Regions from separate parts of the Homo sapiens genome. Here all the other regions are linked to region 1. A link is an interaction called in ENCODE POLR2A ChIA-PET data of the cell type or tissue named here. Cell type or tissue: MCF 10A. All regions are shown on one strand. Region 1 holds the start of C1orf116 (chromosome 1 open reading frame 116). Region 2 has its middle 60 kb from the start of CR2. Region 3 holds the start of CD46 (CD46 molecule). Region 4 overlaps LOC105372879 (a long non-coding RNA gene).

Region 1 (4,000 bases):
AATAAAACAAAGCAAAAACAATATGAATTCCAGGGAAAACATTTAAGTACATGGAGAATGGAAAAAAGAAAATTTGAAATAGTGATTTATTTCAGCTAGGACATATATGTGTTTGCAGGGAGGGGAGGCTCAAGGCTTGTAAGTAACTTCGACTGTGATGTTTATGTTTTATTTCCTGAACTGGATGTTAGGTACGGTTATGTTTGTTATGTCAGTGTATCTGAAATATTTCATAATTTACAAAAAGAAAAAGTTTTTGAGAGGAAAGGGAGGAAGGGAAAGATGATTTTTGTCTATGTCCCTGCTTCTACCTGGTAAAAGATAGGGGTTCCTCCTAGTTATCCTAATTTTATTATAACTGAAAAACTGTGTCTGTTCACAAATAAGACTGTTGCCTACTATCCTCTTGGAAGTTAATTCTCATAAGTCAATTCATTTTTTTAGCAAATGTTCAAATCACACACCTATGGAGCTGGATCAACTTCATTGACTTCATCCATGGGTGTGACTCTGGTTGCACTGAACTGCTGATTTGGAGATGCCCTTCCTGTTTTGTTAGTATTATGACATCATATATGTTTGAATGACACACCAGGGAAAGAGGTCATAGCCCGAAGTGCTCATTCAGCTGTGATATCCATAGGCTGCTGATAGGGTACTGGGTTATCCCAGGCTTCCTCCAACCTCCTTCCTATCCATTAGTCCTGCTCCACTTCATCTTTACCTTGGCCCCAGGATCACTGCCCTTTTTATTTCCTATCCAACCATGATCACAGAAAGAGAAAAGATGAAAGCCATGTGTCGTCTTGTTATAAAACATATTAATAGCTTTAAGTAGGAAATGAAACAGAAAAGGACGAATCTAATAGCTAGAATTACACTTGCAAATTATCTGTGTATTTCATGATTCCCACTTGAGATTCCTTCCAAAATAGAGGCGGATTGGCATTATGCTGATTCATAGCAACCTTGATGTTATACTGCCTGAATTAAAATCTCTGCCCTGCCTCTTCCTAGCTACATGGCCTTGAAAAAGATTTTTAACCTCCCTGTAAAATTTAGATATTAACAAATGCCTACTTTTTTAAGTTAAAGACTAAATTAAAAGATACATGAAAATGCTCAGCACAATACCTAGCAAATAGCAAGAGCTTAATACATTTTGGCAATTATTGTGTACATTGATTTTAAATTTTCTCCCTGACCTTTTAATGCTAGTAAGTGGAATACCTCAAATCCTGATACCTATCAAGGATAATCTACCTGTAGGAAAAACCAGCTTCCAGGCAAAAATCATATCTGTTAAGAGTGGTCTCTGTACCTGGTGGGAAATTTCTTCCCAAAAATAGTAGATTCTTCTACCTACTCTCTTCTCCCTACGAATGCCAAGTATCAGTCCATGAAAGGAGACAAGAGTTGCTAAACTGGTTGGTAGTTTGTTTTGTTTTTATTTCATAATATGTATTGCCACCTTCCATGAACAGCCAAAAGAGAGCAGAGGACCAAATGACAGAGTGCATGCTCTCTCCTTTCAAGCTGTCCAGTCACTCTTTCATCAGGACACGGACCTCTTAGGGGATGAATGGTTTTATTTCCCCCAGAAATAAATTAGGCCAAGGAGATTGTTGGCAAGCACTGGGGCGAGACTGGCCCAACTACAGCATCCCTAGCCTGGGGACACCTTCTTCAGTGGACATGAATGGAATTGCTAGGCTTATGAGCTAGGATTAGGCTTGGGGAAGAAAGTGACTTTCAACATCTAGAAAAGCTAGCAGCAAAACTGAACACAAATGAGTTTAGCCTAGAGAATTCAGGGGAAAACTAAGCTCCAAGCGGAAGAAGGTAGTTCTAGATGAAAAACCTGTTTCACATAGACCTATGGAAAAGCACACTGCCCAGAGGACTGTCTGCGTTCCTTTATATCAACATTAAATATATATACTATCTCTGCCTACTCCCTCCCTGCCACCTGTCCTTCCAGTCTCAGCCCAAACCGGCTCCTCCTCCTTCCAGCCCTCCTTTTTTAAAGAGCTCTTTATTAGCTCTAAACAGGAAAGGGGAGGGTAGGAGATGATTGGCTAAGAGGGAACAGCACCACCCTGCTCATTCCCCTCCCATTCCCTCCCTGAGGAAACAGCTGGAATGAGAGGTAGGGAGGGGAGGCTAGGATTGGCTGAGTCAGTGGCAGGGTGGGGGCCAGGCAGCACAGATGAAGCATTTACCTATCTAGGTAAGTCAGGAGGAGCTCAAAAGGAGAAGAAAACAGTAGGAGGCAGGGGAAGCAGCCTCTGTCTCCATCTCTGCCCTTTGAAACAAAAGGGTATTTCTTTTCTCTCTTCAGCCCCCAACCCAGTGGAGGTGAGTTAATCACTAACCAACTATTGCTTATCCTATAGCAATAGGAAGGGGTTTCATGGGAAATCAGAGCTACAGGGGAGGGGAGGTGTCCCTCTATACCCCAGCTAGGGAGATTTCCTCTCTGTTCCTCAATTCTCTGAGTCCATTCTGGGATCAGATCAGGTTGGTAGCAACTTGAGATTGTAGTGTTTTTGTGGAGACTGGGGCTGGGAGGCACCTTCTTTTTCATTTATCCCTTTAGGTTGGATAGGCATATTGTGCAAACAACAAGAAAAAGAAAATAGATTTGTTTTGGAAATTTCCATCTCTGAACAATTGAAATTGAGTTGTGATTTTAGAAAAGAACAGTTGAAATAGAGGGAGTCAAAATGGGGGAGAGTATCTTGGTTTTCCATAGCGACTGTAACAGGAAATTCTCCCGTGGCTTTACCAACTCGGTGTCGATCTTTATTTAAATAATGGGTGCAATGTGTGTGTGTGTTTGATCATGCTCATGTGATAATGGAGCTCTCTGTGTACAGGTGTGTTAGGCATGAGCTGTACTAGGTTGTTTGTAAAGGGATATGAGGTTGGGGCACATGGAGAAAACTTCAGCTACCAGCTCATCTTTGGAAAACCCATGGATAATCTAGCTGCAAAGTCAAGTTTATTTGGATTCTACTCAATTAACTTTCTGACTCAGCCTGTTAATAGACACAGAGACTGGCAAACAGAAAGCTACCTGGCTGTGCCGAGCCTCACCCACATGAATATTTCGTGGCTGCATGTCAAGTCTAGTTAGAGTTCCAAGTGGGGCTCAAGCCAAGGTAGTGTGGCAGAGTCCACAGACAGAGAAGCAGACCAGGGTGGTGGCTTTGTTTGTTTTCCTGCAGGTGTCCCAGTTGGCAGTTTGTGTGGCAGATTTACCTGCAGAAGGAAGGCAGATGTAGGAGTCGAGTCAGAGTAGCAAGTTGCCTCTCCATTATCCATCTTGGGGGGTTTAACCCTTTGGTCCCTAACTTTGACTCTTTTCCTCCTGCTGCAGAGAAGAGGGAAGTGGGAAGCCCTCAGTGCCAGGCTCAAGGGCCTGGCACACGCAGCCCTGAGTGAATATATGGGTTTTCCAGTCCTGGCAACTGGAGATTTAGGCTTGAGCTCACCTCACACCACAGAGCCAACACCCCACACTCACAGACTGAGGGCTGCCCTAGATGGTGAATTTAGGAATAAAGACCACTGGCAGTGTCTAACAAAGCTCTGCTATGCAGAGGGTATTTCTACCTGCTCCTTCCCTCAAACACACTGGTGAAAGGGAAGATGATAATGTTGCCTAAACACACACAGAAACTTGCCCATGTGTTCATGGAGACAGATATGCAAACTGTGCAAGTTTTAGTCATTCTGCTATTTTTCTTAGGATATTTTCCAGCCCAAGGCACATTTCTGGGTAGTCAACAAGAAGCAAAGACACCTGGATTGAAAGACAGGAAACCTCTTTGACTAGTAGGCAGAGAGGCAAAGCTCTTGGAGGACATGTGGGGGGTTCGTGGGAGGAGGATGAGAGGGACCTGGGTCTGATTAGAAGGTACAGACAAGCCAACCTGGAATGGAGCTGGAGCCCTCTCCCCACCCCACCATCTCCAGATGCCAGAACTTGAACTGT
Region 2 (4,000 bases), 360 kb before region 1:
GGGCTCATTTCACTCCCTGCTAATCCCTGAGACAATCAGCCACCTGCCTTCTGACAGGCCACTGAACACACCCATCTTCCTTCTGCCTCTGGCTTCTGCATTTGCCATTTGACCTGCTGTGATTCCGATGCCCTAAGGAGTTCTGCAAGATGTCGGAGGAATGTACCTTTCTTGCATTTGAATTAGCAAGGAGAAAGAGAGTGTAAAAACCCAGAGTTCCGAATCCTGAGAAAGGCATTTTATGTATGAGTGAGAGTTCAGTTCATTAAAATAACTCAAATTTTATATTAAAAAAACAGATGATACTCTGTAGATCTGTAGCCATTTGCTGGCTACCTACATGCATTTCTACTTGAATCATATTTGCTTTATTCAGTTAACAAAATCAGTTAATTCTGTATTTATGAAATGGTGTATTCCTTTGGGTCTGGATTTCTTTCTTCCCCCAAATACTTCAACTGTTTTCAATCTGAGCACAAATAGAAAACAGTGATATGTCTATGTCATCCTGGGATAAATGGGAAGTATTTTGGCGCCCCTATTTGAGGCTTGATGAAAAGAATTCATTATGTTAAAAATATCATATAGCCATTATTTTTAAAAAACATGAATTAGGAAAGGCCTCATATATTGAATTATATAAAATTTCCAAAGATTTTTAAAATTTTAAATGAGAAGCATCAGTGTTATCACTTATGTAGAGTTTTATATAACTTTTTCTTTGCTTTGCGTAGCAAAAGGAAAATAAGCTTTACTTTTTAGAGTAGTTTTAGGTACACAGCAAAATTGAGCAGAAGTTACAGAGAGTTTCCATGTATTCCCTGCCCCTATACATCCATAGCCTTCCTTATTATCAACATTCTCCACCAGAGTGGTACATTAGTTCCAATCAATGAACCTACATGGACGTATCATTATTACTCAAAGTCCACAGTTTATATTAGGGTTGATTCTTGGTGTTGTACAGTCTATGGATTTGGACAAATGTGTAATGACATGTGAGCCTCTTATCTACATGACAACAGCTAATGATCCAACAAAACCATGCAAACCAGATAGTAAACCCAAGCCCTTCGTTATAGTACTATCACATTGAGTAGTTTCACTGCCCTAAAAATCCTCTGTGCTCTGCCTATTCATTCTACCTCCTGATTCCGAACAACATCTGACCCTTTTGCTGTCTCCATAGTTTTGCCTTTTCCAAAATGTCATATACTTGGAATCATAAGCATGTAGCCTTTTCAAATTGGCGTCTTTAAATTAATGAAGTTTCCTCAATGTCTTTTCATGGCTTGGTAACTCATTTCTCCCTTCCTTCCTTTTTTTCTTTTTCTTTCTTTTTTTTTTTTAACCATTCTTGAATTAATGCATAAGGAACATGTGAAGTTTGTGAAAATCAGAAATGGTTGAAAAGCAACATTTTTGCTCATTAGTTGATAGAAAAAAAACCCTTCATTTCAAAGATTTGGATCCATTTACCACGCTGCGCATTTCTTAAGCACTGAATAATATTTCATTGTCTGGATGTCCCAAAGTTTATCCATTCACCTACTGAAAAACATTTTAGTTGCTTCCAAGTTTTGATGATTATGAATAAAGCTGCTTGTGGCTGACTGCCACAATTACTTCTTGAAACTGTCACTACAACAGTTACTACTGTTATTACTTGAGACCGTCAAGACTGAATGAAGACAGACGAACGTAGAAATGAAAACTTAAGACAAAAGAAACTGTTTTAGGCCGGGCGTGGTGGCTCATGCCTGTAATCCCAGCACTTTGGGAGGCCCAGGCGAGTGGATCACGAGGTCAAGAGATCGAGAGCATTCTGGCTAACATGGTGAAACCCCGTCTCCACTAAAAATACAAAAAATTAGATGGGCGTGGTGGTGGGCGCCTATAGTCCCAGCTACTCGGGAGACTGAGGCAGGAGAATGGCGTGAACCTGGGAGGCGGAGCTTGCAGTGAGCCGAGTTCGCGCCACTGCACTCCAGCCTGGGCGACAGAGCGAGACTCCATCTCAAAAAAAAAAAAAAAAAGCAAAACTGTTTTAAAGGCAGGGGTCAGAGGAAGAAGAAGAGAGCTCCCAGCTTCTAGTGAGCAAAGGCAGCAACCCTGAGCTTTCTATAGCCCTTCTTATTTATTGGGTAGCAAGAGCAGGGAGGAGAAGGTAACGATTGGTCAGCTGCTTAATTGATCACAGGTTCATGTTATTACTAACAGACTTCAGATGTACTTAATCACAAGATTAGGGGCGTGACTGCCTTCAGCATTCCTTCTGGGTGGCATATGCAGTTTGTCAGTTTGCCAACATTCTGCATTTATGAGAAACAGTTTGCTGCTTACTCATACAGCCTCCAGTGGCATACTGAGTTGATCACAACCCTCATTCTTTCCGCCTCCAACAGCTGCTGCTATAAACATTTGTATGCAAGTTTTTGTGTGGATATAAGTTTTCACTCCTTTGGGTAAATACGAATGAACACAATTGCTGGATTGTTTGGTTTTGCAAGAGATTGCCAAACTATATTCCAAAGTGGCTGTACCACTTTTCATTCCCATCAACAATAAATGAGAGTTTCTGTTGCTCCACATCGTCGTCAGCATTTGGTGTTATCAGTGTTCGGGATTTCGGCCATTCTCATAGGTGTGCAATGACAACTCCTTGTGTGATTTTGCATTTTCCTAAGGACATATGATGTGGAGCATCTTTTCACATGCTTATTTGCCATCTGTATTTATTCTCTGGTAAAGCATTTGGTAAGGCCTTTGGCTTGTTTTTGGTAAGTCATGCTCTCATTTTCATTTAGTTCAAAATATTTTAAAATTTCCCTTGAGATGTCTTTTTTTTTTTTTTTTTGCTCTTTTATTTTTGTCTTTGCTGTGTTACTTAGAGGTGTGTTGTTTAATCTCCCGTGATTTTGGGATTTCCTAGCTATCTTTCTGTTACTGATTGGCAGTTTAATTCCACTGCAGTCTGAGAGCAGACATTATATGATTTATATTCTTTTAGATTTATTAAGATATGTTTTACTTGTTATTAGGACAAAGTGGTAACTTCCCATCTCCTTATATGTAGAACTAGAAATTGGAAGTTCTATGTGACTTTTCATATAGAGTTTTGTGCTTAAAATGCTCCATATAATTCCTGATCAAGAGCCTTCAATGAAGATCTTATATTCTTGATGGTCACTGTCAATGAAACACTCTTTTTGCAAAATTTAGCCTGTTTTAAGCTATTGACAAGTCATAGCACTTGAAATCACACTTAATCTATCAGCTCTCCTTTTTCTTGCAATAATAAATATGGTTATTGTGATAATGCATATTAAGTATTTTCATATTAAGTATTTTAAAGTGATGATCAAGCTATAATTTGCAGAATATGCATGATTGTTAGTTTGTGTAGATAGCTTGGAAACCATTGCAAGGGCACATTTTACTTTCCTGCATCAAAGTATTCTATGACTGATTATACCATTGTCTTCATGACAAAGTAGAGGCTATCTAAAATGACTTATGTATTAATAGTTTCTGCTTACATGTCTGACCTACTCTGTAGCCTGGTTCATACATTTTATCTTGCTATGCTTGCTTCTTCTGACCCCCAGGGCTTTGCATGTGCTGCTCCTTTTCTTGAACCCATACTCATAGGGCTAACACTTGCCTCTTGAGGAAAGGAGCATATCATCTTCAGTACTGTTTCCTTAGTGCAGCCGTGAAGGTACACAGTAGGAAAGTTACTGTTTAATGATAGAATAATGCCACCTTTTGGTGTGAGGAGTTGGTCATTGTAGGGGTTGACATTTCAACTGTGAAAAATGTATAAGATTTGGGCATATTAGTATATGAGTGGGAAGACCCTTTGAGTGAACTAAACAGATAGCTAAAGCATGGAGAGTGGGTTGTGATTAAGGAGTTCTCCAGTTTGGCTGAAGAAACAAGGAGGAGTGCAAAATAGTACTTGATTGGAAGGCTAGAGCCAGATTTTAGTAATTATTAA
Region 3 (4,000 bases), 720 kb before region 1:
TAGATACACATGACGCGCACATGAAGGCAGAAACAAATATGCCAAAATATTAAAAATAGCTGTCTTTTGATTCTGTTCGTATCGCACAATAAGCATGTATTTCTTAGCGGGTTTTTTTTTTGTTTGTTTGTTTTGTTTTGACAGGGTCTCACTCTGTCATCTAGGCTGGAGTGCAGTGGCATGATCACAGCTCACTGCAGCCTTCACCTCCTGGGCTCAAGTGAATCTCCTACCTCGGCCCCCAGAGTAGCTGGGACCACGGGCATAAACCACCATGCCCAGCTAATTTTTGTATTTTTTTGTAGAGACAAGGTTTTGCCATGTTGCCCAGGTTGATCTTGAACTCCTGGGCACAGGCAATCACCCCGCCTGGGCCTCCCAAAGCGCTGGGATCACAGGCGTGAGCCACTGCGCCTGGCCTAGCATGCATTTTTAAAAGTATTGATTCCATTCAATGAAATACAAAATAAATTTAGTGGGATAGGCCTTAAGCTTTAGCTTATGAGCTGCAGGGGAAAACAAGATTAACATTATCTGCCTTCCTTTGTTAGGATACTAATTTCTCACTAGGTTTGGCTACCATTGTTTTTTAGGTTGTTTCACATCTCTCAAATATGACTCAAAGTAATGAAAAGAAGGAAAACAATGTCAAAAAGCCATTAGGCAATGGAATCAGATACTATCTATATTGGTTGGGAACAGGAAGAAGACTCGATGGCCCACCCACCCCCCAAAAAAGCAGCCATTTACAAACTAATAGGAGCTCAGGTAACACGGAGACTGTTCACAGAAGGCACAAAAAGCATGGCGCGCCCTTACCACCTCTCTAACCCCAGGCACCGAGAGCCTGCTCTCACTCAACATGCCCTCCCTAGCCCCAGAGTCCGCGCTCACTCCATTCAAAGCAAACAGTTGAGCTGTCTTGCCCACAGTGAACTCTGCACACAGGCCACTTACGCACAGCACGCTCCCAGCAACACCTGGCCAGGCCCCTGCTCGCCCAGCCCAGCACATGGGGCACAGCAGACGCACTGCAACCCTTACCGCGGGTACTGTCCAAGCCCTAATGAACACCCCACTCACCAAGGCACCAAGGGAACACAGGGCAAACTCTCACCACGGACACAGCACGGGCCCTAGCAACACTCCCACGCACCTGTGCACTCCAGAACAAGCCCTCACCTAGGGCGCCCAGTCCGCGCTCCCCTGGCCGACTGGCTCAATCCCGAAAACACGATTCACGCTTTTTTTAGGGACGCAGCCAGATCCTGCGTAAATGCTGGCCGCGCACACGACGCCACCAAACAAGCTTCACCTCGGGCTCTGCGTGGTCCCCGCATTCCCCGCCACATACCCCCGGGATCTGAGCACTGCACCCCTCAGAGAACCCTGTCCCCAAACAGGCACGGCCTGCTGTGAGCCCCGCCCCGCGACTCTTGCCCGACTGAGGAGAGCTCTAGTCTCGCCGCGGACGCGCGAACCCGCCCCGGGGTCCTACCGGAGAAGGAGTACAGCAGCAACACCATGGCCGCCAGAAGCAACCCAGGAAAGCGCCAGGAAGGAAAGGGACACTCGCGGCGGCCGGGAGGCTCCATGCGCGGCGCGGAAGACGCTGTTATTTCTCCGGAGGAAAGCAGAGAAACCGAGAGCCAGCCGAGCAGGGAAGTCCCTTCTGGGTCCAGATATGGGACGCAACAATCCCCAACTCACAAAGCATCCAGTGCTGCAGGACAGGTGGGCGTGGCCCGAGCCGCGCCCGGGGCGGAAGTGCGTCGAGTCACCAGGGCGGCTGGGGCCAATCGGCGGGCCGCGGGGCGGAGCCTCGGCGTTCATGGGCAGCCCTTGGCCTTCGAGAGGTCAGGGGGAGGCCCTGGCGGAACCTAACAGAACAGGTTCCCCGAGGCCGCCTTTTTTCTTGCTAAGCCCTTGGCCTACCATCCCGGAAGCCTGAGGCGTCCTGCGGGAAAGGACTGGCTCGCCGTCATATTTGTGACCCAGGCAGGGTGGAGAGAAAACTAAGCTGCTTTGGTAATAGTTTCCGGGAATTCGGGAGTCAAGAATAAAGCACTTCGACCTAAAAATAGAGATCCAGAGTCTAGACAGGGGGTCACCGTGGGCTAGCACCCCTCAGGGTTAGTTTTATCCTGGGGCACTGCAGGCTGTCAGGACTGCCTGGGCCCTTACTTGGTATTTGGCATTAGTCAGGCATTATTGGGAACAATATTTGAGTTTTTCTTGCTTGAATGCCTGCTACTGGATCGTCTCGGGGCCGTCTTGTTTTCACAATCTCAAAGGTTTGGCTTCTGCACTCCCAGCCCCTAAGGTAATTTGCCCTTTGCTCCCCTCCCTGGAGGGGACCCTTCCGAATCTAATTTATTAAGCAACACCAGGCAATTAGAATATTGAGACTCTATGGGGCCCTTGCCCTTGAGCAACTAAATTTTTTATTGAAGACGAAATATACATGCATGAACAATGTAAGGACAAGGGTGTCCTAAGTGCCAAATTCCTGGAAGCAATAAATGCAGAAGGATTCGGATGGGTAGAAATTGTTAGGTGAAGAGTGGATAAGGGGGAGAACTTTTCTGGTGAAACAATCTGAGGAACAATACTGGAAAATTAAGAATGAGCAGGATTGATTTGTAGGATTGTGAGTAAACCGGAATGACCGGTAAAAGGAAAAGGACATGACTGACATTAAAAGAGCAAACAAAGAGTTGACATTTCTTCCCCTCAGATTGGCAAAGAATTAAAACGTCAGCCAATGTGAGTGAACGTGTTGCAGGGGGACCAGCACTCTGTAACATAACTTTTCAGTATGTTAAAAGTCTTAAAGTGGACATGACTTGTGTTAGGCTCTCAGTTCCCAGAGAAATCATCAGAGCTGTGATCAAAGCTCTGATGTGATCAAAACTCTGATGTGATTAATTTTTGAAAAAATGTAAACCCTAAGTGTCTAGCAAAAGTAATAAAGAATTTCTGGCAGTTACCTTTGTGTGATGGAATTCTATGCAGCAAATATTGCAAAAGAATACCAAATATGAGAAACTATGATATCATTGTAAGTGGAAAAAGCAGAGTCCAAACTGGCATGTGCCTTTTGGCAGTCCTTTTATTAAAACAAAAGTACCATATTGATATGTATAAAAAGAAACTAGGAATACAGCAAAATTAACAATGGTTGATAAGATTACAGATATTTCACTTTCCTTATGCTTTTCAGTTTTCTATGTTGACCTTATGTTACATTTAGAATAAAGTAAAGAAAATGTATTTAAAAAATCAAACCTATATATCAAGGGCTGTTTTGTTCATAGAATTATGGGAGCAGAACTTGTATTACACAGGGTTAACCTATGAGAGGACGGTGAGGAACTGGATGCTCAGTGTATAAACCTAAAATGGGTCTTATAGAATTATAGAGTTTAAGTGTATTTAACACAGTTTTATAACCGAGATGTACTGAACAATTTCTGGGTTCACCAAACCATGGAATTTCCTCTTCCTGTCCGACCAACAAAAATTTTTAAATTCTTGGCAGAGATTATAAGACATTAAGTGTGGAGGTGGTATATCAGATAAACATCTTAGTATCTTGGATTATAAAATTCAACACTCCATGACAGCAATTAAAGCGGGTATAATTAAAGAGATGGTAAATAGGAAACTCAATGCGGGAAAATTATTATTTCTGTTAATATATGGTGTCAAAGAGTGATATAACAGATATGTTCTGTGGCTCAAAGCCAGCCTTCATTTGTGAAAGTGGATAGTCTATTTACTGTTCTCAGCAACAATAAATATTAAAAATTCTCCATCCATTTTCAGGCTTGGAAGAAAAATGTCTTTTTTTCTCATGAGAAATTTTATTATAAACTATAGAAGAAAAAATAGTGCTAATGTTTGATTGCCTAGTTTCGGGTGTCAAATTAGATTCAAAGATTGGTATTTTGTTGAAATTTTCTTTCAATCAGTAAAATTTCTATCCCTGAGTTAAGCC
Region 4 (4,000 bases), 140 kb after region 1:
ATGTCCAGAAAAGGCAAATTTATAGACACAGAATATAGATGAATGGTTGCCCAGGGCTGAGAGTTAAGAATAGGGTGGGTGGGAGGAAAGGAGTGACTACTAAGGAATACAATGTTTCTTTGGAGAGTAACAGAATGTTTTGAAATTAGATACGGTGATGGTTGCACAACTCTGTGTCTATATTTAAAAAAAAAATTGAACTGTGCACTTTAAACAGATAACCTATGGTATGTAAATTATATATTTAAAAAGCTATTTTAAAATAAATTAAGACACAGTCCTTGTGCTTTAATGACTCAGTAGAGTGGAGATACACTTGCAAACAGATAAATGGCAACACTGTGTCATGGGTACCACTATGGTTTGAACATTCCCTCCAAAACTCATGTTGAAACTTAATCCTCAGTGTGGCAGTATTGAGAGGTGGGACCTTTAAAAGGCGAATGGGTCTTGAGGGTTCTGCCCTTACAGATTGACTCATCTATTCATGGATTCACGGGTTATCATGGGAATGGAACTGGTGGCTTTAAAACAAGAAGAAGACAAAGCTGAGCTATCATACTCAGCCCCCTTTCCATATGATGCTCTGTGCCACCTCGGGACTCTGCAGAGTCTCCACCAACAAGAGAGCCCTCACCAGATGTGGCTTCTTGACCTTGGACTTCCCAGCCTCCATAACTATAAGAAATAAATTCCTTTTCTTTATAAATTACCGAATTTCAGGTATTCTGTTATAAGAAACCAAAAGCAAACTAAGACAGGTGCTATTAGCAGAAGGATGGAGCCTGTGGCAACAGCAAGATGAGGCAGAATCTCCCTCAGTGCTGGCACAGTGCTGGAAGATGCGGGAAGGCTTTCCATTGGAAGTGACATTCGATCTGAAATTTGAAGCCTGACTAGGAATTCACCAGCAAAAATAAAGCCGGGAGAGGTGATTGATGGAGACCCTGGTAGCCTCCACATTCGGCATCCACATAGTTACTGGACAGGACCAAAGAGCAGGTGGTTCTGGAAGCCGCTAGAAGAAAGAGGACCACTGATTGTTCTTTCGTGTAATAATTCATGCAAATCAATGGGAACAAGCTATGTAAATACAACTTCAGGGCTCCCAAGGGGACCTAGGGTGCTACTGATCCCACAGGGCTGCAGACAGGAATGGGGGGGAGAGAAGAAGGGCCAGGGTCTCACTTTCTAAGCCAAGCCTCCTGTACAATTGCAGGAAAAAGAACCACAAGAGAAAGCCAGTTCTGAACTGCAACTGCCTCCCAAGAGTCAGGATCCTGGACCTCCCACGACCTGTAGAACATCAACTTTGAGTCACAAGGACATGAGTATTCAAATAAATACATGGCATGGTACATGTTGGGGAAATAGTAGCTACAGAGTCTTCTGAGTAGATCCAGGTAAAGGACTGTGGTTTATTTCCCCTGTGTCACCCTGCCCCCTGTCTCATATATCCAGGGTTGCTTTTTTTTCTGAAGGAGATTTTTTTAAAAAGGAAGAAAGAATGGAAGAAAGGAAAAAGGCTTCCGTGTGAATGAAATAACATCCCATTCTCAGGCATTAATCAGAATCAATACAGTAGACTCCCCTTATCCATGGCAGACACGTTCCAAGACCATTGATCAGTGGATCATGCCCAGTAGATGCCTAAAACTGCAAATAGTACCAAACCCCATGTATCCGATGTCTTTTCTTTTCCTATACATACATATCTGTGATGAAGTTTAAACACAAAGAGATTAACAAGAATAACAAATAGTGAAATAGAACAATTATAACAATATGCCAGCGTCACTACTCTTGTGCTGTGGGGCTGTTACTAAGTGAAATAAGGGTGACTTGAACATGAGCACTGTTGTATTGTGACAGTCGGATGCGCTGGACAAAGGGAGGACTGACGTTCCAGGCAGGACGGAGCGGGATGGCACGAGACTTTATCACGCTGCTCAGAGTAGCACGCGATTTAAACTTATGAATTGTTTATTTCCGGAATTTTCCATGTAATAAATATTTTCAAACCACTGTTGACGTCAGTAACTGAAATCACAGGAAGTGAAACCACAGATAAAGGGAGACTACTGTACTCCTAAAATAGCACCCTCCCTTTCCTCCTATCCAGGTCCACTCTCCACACCTACAAAGAGATTTTCGGATTTCTGGACAGTGTTAATCTCCCCTCTCCTGTGCTCCTAGGAGTGCTGCTAGTCCCCCTTTGATGGCACCCAGGCGATCCTTCCCTGCACCCTGGTTGTGTCTCCTTCACCAGGCTGTGAACTCCCTGGGCACTAGAACTGAGTATTATCCATGTCAGAATTCCCCTCAGAAGCTGGCACAGGACAGGAGCTTAGTAAGCATTTGTTGAAATAGTGAATTTTATTTGACTGGTGTGACATAACCCTCTCCCTTTCTTGGCAGCTTTTAAAACCCTTGGAATCTCACCAATGATAGTGTCTTTTTTATGCTAACGCGTGACTGACAGCTGGGGGTTCCTGGATAGCCTAGGGATGGGAGCTGTTTGCCAGGGAATCAACCATGAGATAAGAGGGTTGGAGCTTTCAGCCCTACTCACTCCACCCCACCCCACCCCATCCCACCTCCAGGAAGAGGAGGGAGAGTGAAGGCTGAGTCAATGATCAATGCCTCATGATTTAATCAGTCATGCCTCTGTAATGAAACCTCCACAAAAACCCTAAAGGAAGAGGTTTGGAGAGCTTCTGGGTTGGTGAACACATGCAGGTACTGGGAGGGGGGTGCCCCAGAGAGTGCAAGGAGGCTCTGTGCCCCTTTCCACATACCTTGCCCAATGCATCTCTTCCATCTAGCTGTTCGTGAGTTGTATCCTTTCATAATAAATGGTAATCTGATAAGTAAATTATTTTCCTGGTTTCTGTGAGCCATTTTAGCGTATGATCAAACCAGAAGACGGTGTCATGGGAACCTCCGATTTATGGCTGTTCGGTCAGAAGCACAGGTGATAACTGGGACTTGTCATTGCTGTCTGAAATGGGAGCAGTCTTGTGAGATTGAACCCTTAACCCGTGGGATCTGATGCTATCCCCTGGTAAATAGTGTCGGACTTTAATTGAGTTGTAGCCATCCATTTGGTGTCCACCGAGAATGAAGAATTGGTTAGTGTGAGAAAAAATCTCACACATTTGGTGGTGGAAAGTACTGGTGTGAGTCTAGTCGTATAATTACTACTATGTAATTAGACTGGTTCACAAATCTAATTATGTACAAGGTCAAATTGTCTCCCAGGCTATTTGCCCAAAGATCTTTGCCAAATATTTCTCATTTTTGCTCAGGCAATGGCCACAGGCTGAGATGTGGCCTGCATCCAATGGCATTATTAAATACTGATCTGCTTTGCACGTGTTCCCAGCGTAAGAGTAAAAACCCAAAAAGTGATGCTATGACCACCTGTCTGGACATAGAAAGCCAGGGAAACAGAATCTGCGATTAGGCCAGCACAGGAGAGAGTTCTGGATCTGTGGATGAGGATATCATAGTCTTATCCTTAGAGCAGCCATATCCTGCTACCTTGAACAAGCCACTTACTTTCTCTGTGCCACGTGCCTCATTCTGTCCAAGAAGGAAAATGATCCCTATCCCGTCTATCTTATAGACTCTCTTCCAGTTTCATTCCCCTTTAAAATCCCTGTCCCTCATCTAGGAGATTCTTCTAAATGCACAAGTCTGATCATATTATTCCTCAGCCACCAAATCATTTTTGGTTTCTGATAAGGAAAGTTCCTCCCTCCTCTCCCCACAACCCATTGCTCTTTTGTTCTACTTTTGCAAACCAGTATGCTGGGTGGGTGGGAGGGGTTTATAGAATGTATATGTTCATGAAATTAATGTTCATTAAATGTTCATGAATCAATTTTTAATTTCAAAACCAGGTAAATGAAATGTATTTAAGGAGGAGGATAATTCAATTGCTTTTTCCTTTTGTGTGATCTTTAATTGGTTATTTCTATGGGTAAAAGTCCATGTA

What was found. Peaks named below come from ENCODE experiments on the same cell type or tissue, not always from the same donor. Only the 100,000 strongest peaks of a DNase experiment are listed, where the experiment ranks them.
Region 2: POLR2A ChIA-PET joins it to region 1 with 10 read pairs; 2 of 35 experiments call an interaction of 5 or more read pairs at or near these places.
Region 3: POLR2A ChIA-PET joins it to region 1 with 13 read pairs; 2 of 35 experiments call an interaction of 5 or more read pairs at or near these places.
Region 4: POLR2A ChIA-PET joins it to region 1 with 20 read pairs; 4 of 35 experiments call an interaction of 5 or more read pairs at or near these places.

What each region holds. Positions count from the first base shown.
Region 1 is chr1:207,030,937-207,034,936 of GRCh38, reverse strand. C1orf116 (chromosome 1 open reading frame 116) reads left to right here and starts at 2,181. Exons shown (of 4, transcript NM_023938.6): 1 at 2,181-2,358. It also overlaps a transcript of PFKFB2 not described here. In MCF 10A, no CTCF peak of the experiment used is centred here; DNase peaks (open chromatin) are centred at 2,106 and 3,096.
Region 2 is chr1:207,392,127-207,396,126 of GRCh38, reverse strand. No RefSeq gene overlaps it. Among named protein-coding and RNA genes, the nearest start is that of CR2, 60 kb to the left of the region's middle. In MCF 10A, no CTCF peak of the experiment used is centred here; a DNase peak (open chromatin) is centred at 2,306.
Region 3 is chr1:207,749,808-207,753,807 of GRCh38, reverse strand. CD46 (CD46 molecule) reads right to left here and starts at 1,754. Exons shown (of 13, transcript NM_172351.3): 1 at 1,499-1,754. The coding sequence starts at 1,595. RefSeq lists silencers at 867-1,224, 1,804-1,913 and an enhancer at 1,494-1,703. In MCF 10A, no CTCF peak of the experiment used is centred here; DNase peaks (open chromatin) are centred at 1,067 and 1,837.
Region 4 is chr1:206,888,905-206,892,904 of GRCh38, reverse strand. The region is part of intron 1 of LOC105372879 (a long non-coding RNA gene); the gene reads left to right. Among named protein-coding and RNA genes, the nearest start is that of IL24, 6.5 kb to the left of the region's middle. RefSeq lists an enhancer at 1,602-2,801. In MCF 10A, no CTCF peak of the experiment used is centred here; DNase peaks (open chromatin) are centred at 84, 404, 2,004, 2,424 and 1 weaker place.